2 separate regions of the Homo sapiens genome follow, and region 2 is linked to region 1. A link is an interaction called in ENCODE POLR2A ChIA-PET data of the cell type or tissue named here. Cell type or tissue: PC-9. All regions are shown on one strand. Each heading gives the region's core, and the rest is flanking DNA. Links, peaks and the distances in the headings are about the cores only.

Region 1 (2,909 bases), core at 270-2,769:
CCTGTGAGTCCTGCTGACACACAGCCCACCTGTCCAAAAGTCATACACGGGTGGCACCTCGCACCAAAGCCTTACCTCCCTCCACTGGCTCCAGGCCCAACGCAGGAGCTGGGCCATGTGGAATTCTGCTGCCCGCACCCTGCCCGTCCTCCTGTGGGGAGATGGCAGAGCTCAGTGCTGCAGCCCCCACCCAGTGAGGGCACCCTCTATGGGTTCCTCCTCATAGTCCATAGCCCTACCTGGTTAAGTTTTTGGGGGAGCCAAGACCCTCTCTGAAGAGCTGCCAAAGAACTTGCAGTCTCAGAAAAAAGCACCTATGATCAAATTTTGGCCTACAACTTCCCAGGGCTTCAGGTGCCATTGAAGCTCACATGTGCAGGTGTGAAGCCCCCAACTGAGAAACTGGTTAAACATGGTCAGTGTGCGACAGGGAGTGAGATCCTCAGAACACACAGTGGACACTGAAAGGCCCCAAAGCAGGACAGTCTCTATAGTGACTGGGCTGCCTCCCCTCCTCTCTCTTAACTACGTGGTGTGGTTAAAAACTGCCACAACCCACCCACTGGCCACAGCTGCTGTCCCTATCCCTTATCTGCAGCAGTCAGCTATCACAATATGGGCCCATCAGTTTATTCCCTGGCTATGGTCACTTTTGTTCGTTTGAGGCAGAGTCTCGCTCTGTTGCACAGGCTGGAGTGTAGCGGTGCCATCTCGGTTCACTGCAACCTTCACTTCCCGGGTTCATGCCAATTTCCGTGCTTCACTCTCCTGAGTAACTGGGATTACATGCTTGCGCCACCACGCCTGGCTAATTTTTGTATTATTAATAGAGAGGGTTTTCTCCATGTTGGTCAGGCTGGTCTCGAACTCCTGACCTCTGGTGATCTGCCCGCCTCAGCCTCCCAAAGTGCTGGGATTACAGGCGTGAGCCACTGTGCCCGGCCAACCTAGTTTTACTTAAGACTCTTTTAGGTTGAACTTCCAGAACTTACAACCAGAGTCTGGGGTAATGCAGTCCTCCAGACAGGCACTTGGAGCTCATGGTGCTGCTAGAACAAGCAAAGCTGGCCTGTGATGGAAAGGCTTGTAAGGCAGAACTGGCCACTCACTCTGTTCTGAGCCCTTGGGCACTTTCCCTCCAGAGGCAGAAAGCTTTCTTGAGCCGCCCGTGGCGGTGGTGGGCACAGGCCACTGTTTGCCACTCCTGCTCCTGGTGACGTGCTGCTGCCTGCTGGTGCCACATGAACCAAGACCTATACAGAAGCTGTCGCTCTGCGTGAAGGATGGCCTGAGGCAGGACAGGAAGGAGAGAACAGAATAAATCAAGTAGGAGAGAGGCACAGAAGCCAGGAAAGAATTTACAGGCCACAAATAATGACTAAGGCAAAAGGAATGGATGTCAGGACGTGGTCCAGCCCAGAAGCTGTCTGTAGGCTCCACTGAGAAAGGACAGATGCCCCAGAGCCTGCCCTGCCTCAACAGTCACAGGCAGGGGCCCTCCAGTGAGGTCCGAGCAACTTCCTGAGGAGGGGAGGCCGTGAGTGCAATGGCTTGAATCAGATCCTGCCCCTCCACACATCTCCTCAGGGACAGCCATTTACCATTCTCTCTGCCAGGCGGTTTTCTCGATGCTGAAACATCTTCTGCCTCCAGAGAGAAAATACTTGCTTCTCTAATGTCTCCCTAAAAAACAAGGAAGAATGTAAAGCACTTAAAACAAACATAAAAATTAACCCAAACAGAACTAGAAGTTCCAAATAATTGGATTTTTCCTTTTATACCATGCTATCGTATAAGAGGTGAATTAAGTGGCTGGGCACAGTGGCCCATGTCTGCAATCCTAATACTTTGGGAGGCCAAGGCAGGAGGATCGCTGGAGGCCAAGACCAGCCTGGGCAACATAGCAAAACTCCATCTCTACAAAAAAATTTTAAAATTGCTGGGTGTGATGGTGTGTGCCTGTAGTACCAACTACCTGGGAGGCTGAGGTGGGGGGATCGCCTGAGCCCAGGAGTTTGAGGCTGTGGTGAACTATGATCACGCCACTCCACTCCAGCCTGGGCAACAGAGTGAGACCCCGTCTCTGAAAAAAATAAAAGAGGTGAATAAGCTTAGATGAGGGAGAAAGCAACACAAAGAGAAAGGGAAGGAAAGCAGACAGCCAAAAAACCATAAACTGTTAAAAAGGCCAACATTTTCCAGGTTGTTTCTGGTATCAGCCAAGCCTTCACACCGTACGAAAAAGACTCAGACCCTGAGACCCCAGGTCTTCATTAATTCTATATTGACTTAACAGCACTGATAAAGGATTGTTCATGAGAGCCCTTTCCAGTGCATGCTGACCAACGCTTTGGGGACCTGTTGAAAAACAAGGGGCAGACCCCTAAGGCTGACTGAGCAAGTCTGAGGGGGGGTCCCAGGAAATAGTATTTTAAACAAGTATTTCAGGTGAATTAGAAAAGTAGAAAGGTTGGCCGGGCATAGTGGCTCACGCCTGTAATCCCAGCACTTTGGGAGGCCGAGGTGGGCGGATCATGAGGTCAGGAGATCGAGACCATCCTGCCTAACACGGTGAAACCCCATCTCTACTAAAAATATAAAAAATTAGCTGGGCCTGGTGGTGGGCGCCTGTAGTCCCAGCTACTTGGGAGGCTGAGGCAGGAGAATGACATGAACCCGGGAGGCGGAGCTTGCAGTGAGCCGAGATCGTGCCACTGCACTCCAGCCTGGGCCACAGAGGTTGCAAAAAAAAAAAAAAAAAAAAAAGTAAAGAAAAGTAAAAAGGTTTGGGAACCACTGTTTTGTCATCTCTGCCTAGGCCTACAGATCACCATTAACAACATCAAATCCTGCAGCAGCAGTGCTGGGACAATTGACCAACAGCCACTAGGGGCTACATGTTGGTGAAG
Region 2 (2,909 bases), core at 306-2,805, 390 kb after region 1:
AGCAATGTATGAAACTGATTTGGATCTCAATTGAAACTACACAAGTTATGAGACAACTAGGGAAATCTGAACAATGTGATTGGATATGATGATTTTAAGAAATTTTTTAAAGGTATTTTGCTTTTTTTTTTTTTTTGAGATGGAGTCTTGCTCTGTCGCCCCGACTGGAGTGCACTGGTGCGATCTCGGCTCACTGCAACCTCTGCCTCCCGGGTTCAAGCGATTCTCCTGCCTCAGTCTCCCGAGTTGCTGAGACTACAGGCGCCTACCGCTACGCCTGGCTAATTTTTTGTATTTTAGTAGAGACGGGGTTTCACTATGTTGCCCAGGTTGGTCTCAAACTCCTGAGCTCTGGCAATCCGCCCGCCTCACCCTCCCAAAGTGCTAGGATCACAGGTGTGTGCCATCGTGCCCGGCATATTTTGCTTGTTTTTAAAATACTTGAGATGCATATCGAAATACTTAATAAATGACATGACTGGGGTTTGTTTCCGAATAGTTCAGACAGTGGGAGAGGAACAGCGTGCGGGAGGTATAGATGCAACAAGACTGATCTGAGTTGATAGTTACTGGAGTTGGGTTATGGCTACATGGAGGCTTTATTGTCCTGTTCTACTACTGTTTTTTTTTTTTTTTCCCCATCGAAAACAAAAACCTAAGGCCGGGCATGGTGGCTTAAACCTGTAATTCCAACACTTTGGGAGGCTGAGGTGGGAGAACCTACTGAGACCGGGAGTTCCAGGCTGCAGTAAGCTGTGATCACACCACTGCACTCTAGCCAGGGCACCCGAGTAAGACCCTGTTTCTAAAAGGGTCTGTTGCCCTGGCTGGAATGCACTAGCATGATCACAACTCACTGCAGCCTTGACCTCCCAGGCTCAGGTGATCTTCCCACCTCAGCCTCCCTCCCGGGTAGCTGGGACCACAAGCATGCACCACTGTGCCTGGCTAATATTTTTTATTTTTGTAGAGATGGAGTCTCCCTGTGTTGCCCAGGCTGGTCTCAAACTCTTGGCCTCAAGCGATCCTCCCACCTCAGCCTCACAAAGTGCTGGGGTTTGTAGGTGTAAGCCACCATGCCTGGCCTAAAATTAAAATCTTTCAAAAAAAAAAAAAAAACCTGGTCTTTTCTCATTGGGCTTATGAGCTCCTGAAGTTCCCTCACCTTTGCATTCCCCACTGTATCTTGGTACTATTCAATTTGATAACTGTTAGATCAAAATCTAAGAGGAAGAAAAAAAGCTCTTTTCAGAGGAATTACTTGTAGCTCTGGCATGTTGGGAAGGCTGAGGCTGGGCCAGATTTGTAACCTCAGCAACATCTTCCATCTCACACTACACCCTGCTACTAAGGAACCTTAGGGAGGGACACACCTTCTGCTCGAGAGAGAGGACTTGGCTGACAGCCCACCTGCCCTGTTACTAAACAGATGGAGAGACGCTGACAGTGAGTAACCTGATTGTTCTAAAGGCTCTGATAAGTGACAAGCTAAGCTCTATTGTGGCAGCTTGTCACTTACGAAGCTCAGGAATGCCATGTACTTGTCAGGACTGGGGCTGCCTGTCAGACAGGTTTTATATTGGGCAAGGCTGTGTATGAAGCCAGGCCTCCAGCCTACATTTATCATCTCTAATTATCAATAGTCGTTTAAAGACTTTCTTTCCTTTTTTTTAAGAGACAGTCTCGCTTTGTCACCCAGGCTGGAGTTCAGTGGCATGATCATAGCTCAATGCAGCCTTGAAACTCAGGGCTCAAGCAATCCTCTTGCCTCAGCCTCCAGAGTAACTAGGACTACAGGCATAAGTCATGCCCAGCTTCTTTGAAGACTTTCGTTCTCAGTGTGACATTACGGAGGATGCACAGGAGCCTCCAGGAGGGCATACCAGTGTGACTACTCCCCACCCACTCGCCCTCCACAACACAGACAAGAAGTCCAAGCTCATAGTAATGTAAAACCATTTGTTTAATTCTAAATCAAATCACTTTCACAACAGTGAAAATTAGTGACTGGTTAAGGTGTGCCACTGTACATATCATCATTTTCTGACTGGGGTCAGGACCTGGTCCTAGTCCACAAGGGTGGCAGGAGGAGGGTGGAGGCTAAGAACACAGAAAACACACAAAAGAAAGGAAAGCTGCCTTGGCAGAAGGATGAGGTGGTGAGCTTGCCGAGGGATGGTGGGAAGGGGGCTCCCTGTTGGGGCCGAGCCAGGAGTCCCAAGTCAGCTCTCCTGCCTTACTTAGCTCCTGGCAGAGGGTGAGTGGGGACCTACGAGGTTCAAAATCAAATGGCATTTGGCCAGCCTGGCTTTACTAACAGGTTCCCAGAGTGCCTCTGTTGGCTGAGCTCTCCTGGGCTCACTCCATTTCATTGAAGAGTCCAAATGATTCATTTTCCTACCCACAACTTTTCATTATTCTTCTGGAAACCCATTTCTGTTGAGTCCATCTGACTTAAGTCCTCTCTCCCTCCACTAGTTGGGGCCACTGCACTGAGGGGGGTCCCACCAATTCTCTCTAGAGAAGAGACACTCCAGAGGCCCCTGCAACTTTGCGGATTTCCAGAAGGTGATAAAAAGAGCACTCTTGAGTGGGTGCCCAGGAATGTTTAAAATCTATCAGGCACACTATAAAGCTGGTGGTTTCTTCCTACCAAGTGGATTCGGCATATGAACCACCTACTCAATACTTTATATTTTGTCTGTTTAAACACTGAACTCTGGTGTTGACAGGTACAAAGGAGAAGAGATGGGGACTGTGAAGAGGGGAGGGCTTCCCTCATCTTCCTCAAGATCTTTGTTTCCATAAACTATGCAGTCATAATTGAGAAAAAGCAATAGATGGGGCTTCCTACCATTTGTTGGTTATTGCTGGGGTTAGCCAGGAGCAGTGTGGATGGCAAAGTAGGA

The links. Peaks named below come from ENCODE experiments on the same cell type or tissue, not always from the same donor. Only the 100,000 strongest peaks of a DNase experiment are listed, where the experiment ranks them.
Region 2: POLR2A ChIA-PET joins it to region 1 with 18 read pairs; 1 of 35 experiments calls an interaction of 5 or more read pairs at or near these places.

Annotation. Positions count from the first base shown.
Region 1 is chr22:31,600,986-31,603,894 of GRCh38, reverse strand. SFI1 (SFI1 centrin binding protein) reads right to left here. Exons shown (of 33, transcript NM_001007467.3): 16 at 1,602-1,683; 17 at 1,110-1,288; 18 at 76-151. Among named protein-coding and RNA genes, the nearest start is that of MIR7109, 19 kb to the left of the region's middle. In PC-9, for the core only: no CTCF peak of the experiment used is centred there; a DNase peak (open chromatin) is centred at 1,294; H3K27ac peaks cover 808 bases.
Region 2 is chr22:31,206,050-31,208,958 of GRCh38, reverse strand. RNF185 (ring finger protein 185) reads right to left here. Exons shown (of 7, transcript NM_152267.4): 7 at 1,940-2,909. Among named protein-coding and RNA genes, the nearest start is that of LIMK2, 4.8 kb to the left of the region's middle. In PC-9, for the core only: no CTCF peak of the experiment used is centred there; a DNase peak (open chromatin) is centred at 1,478; H3K27ac peaks cover 488 bases.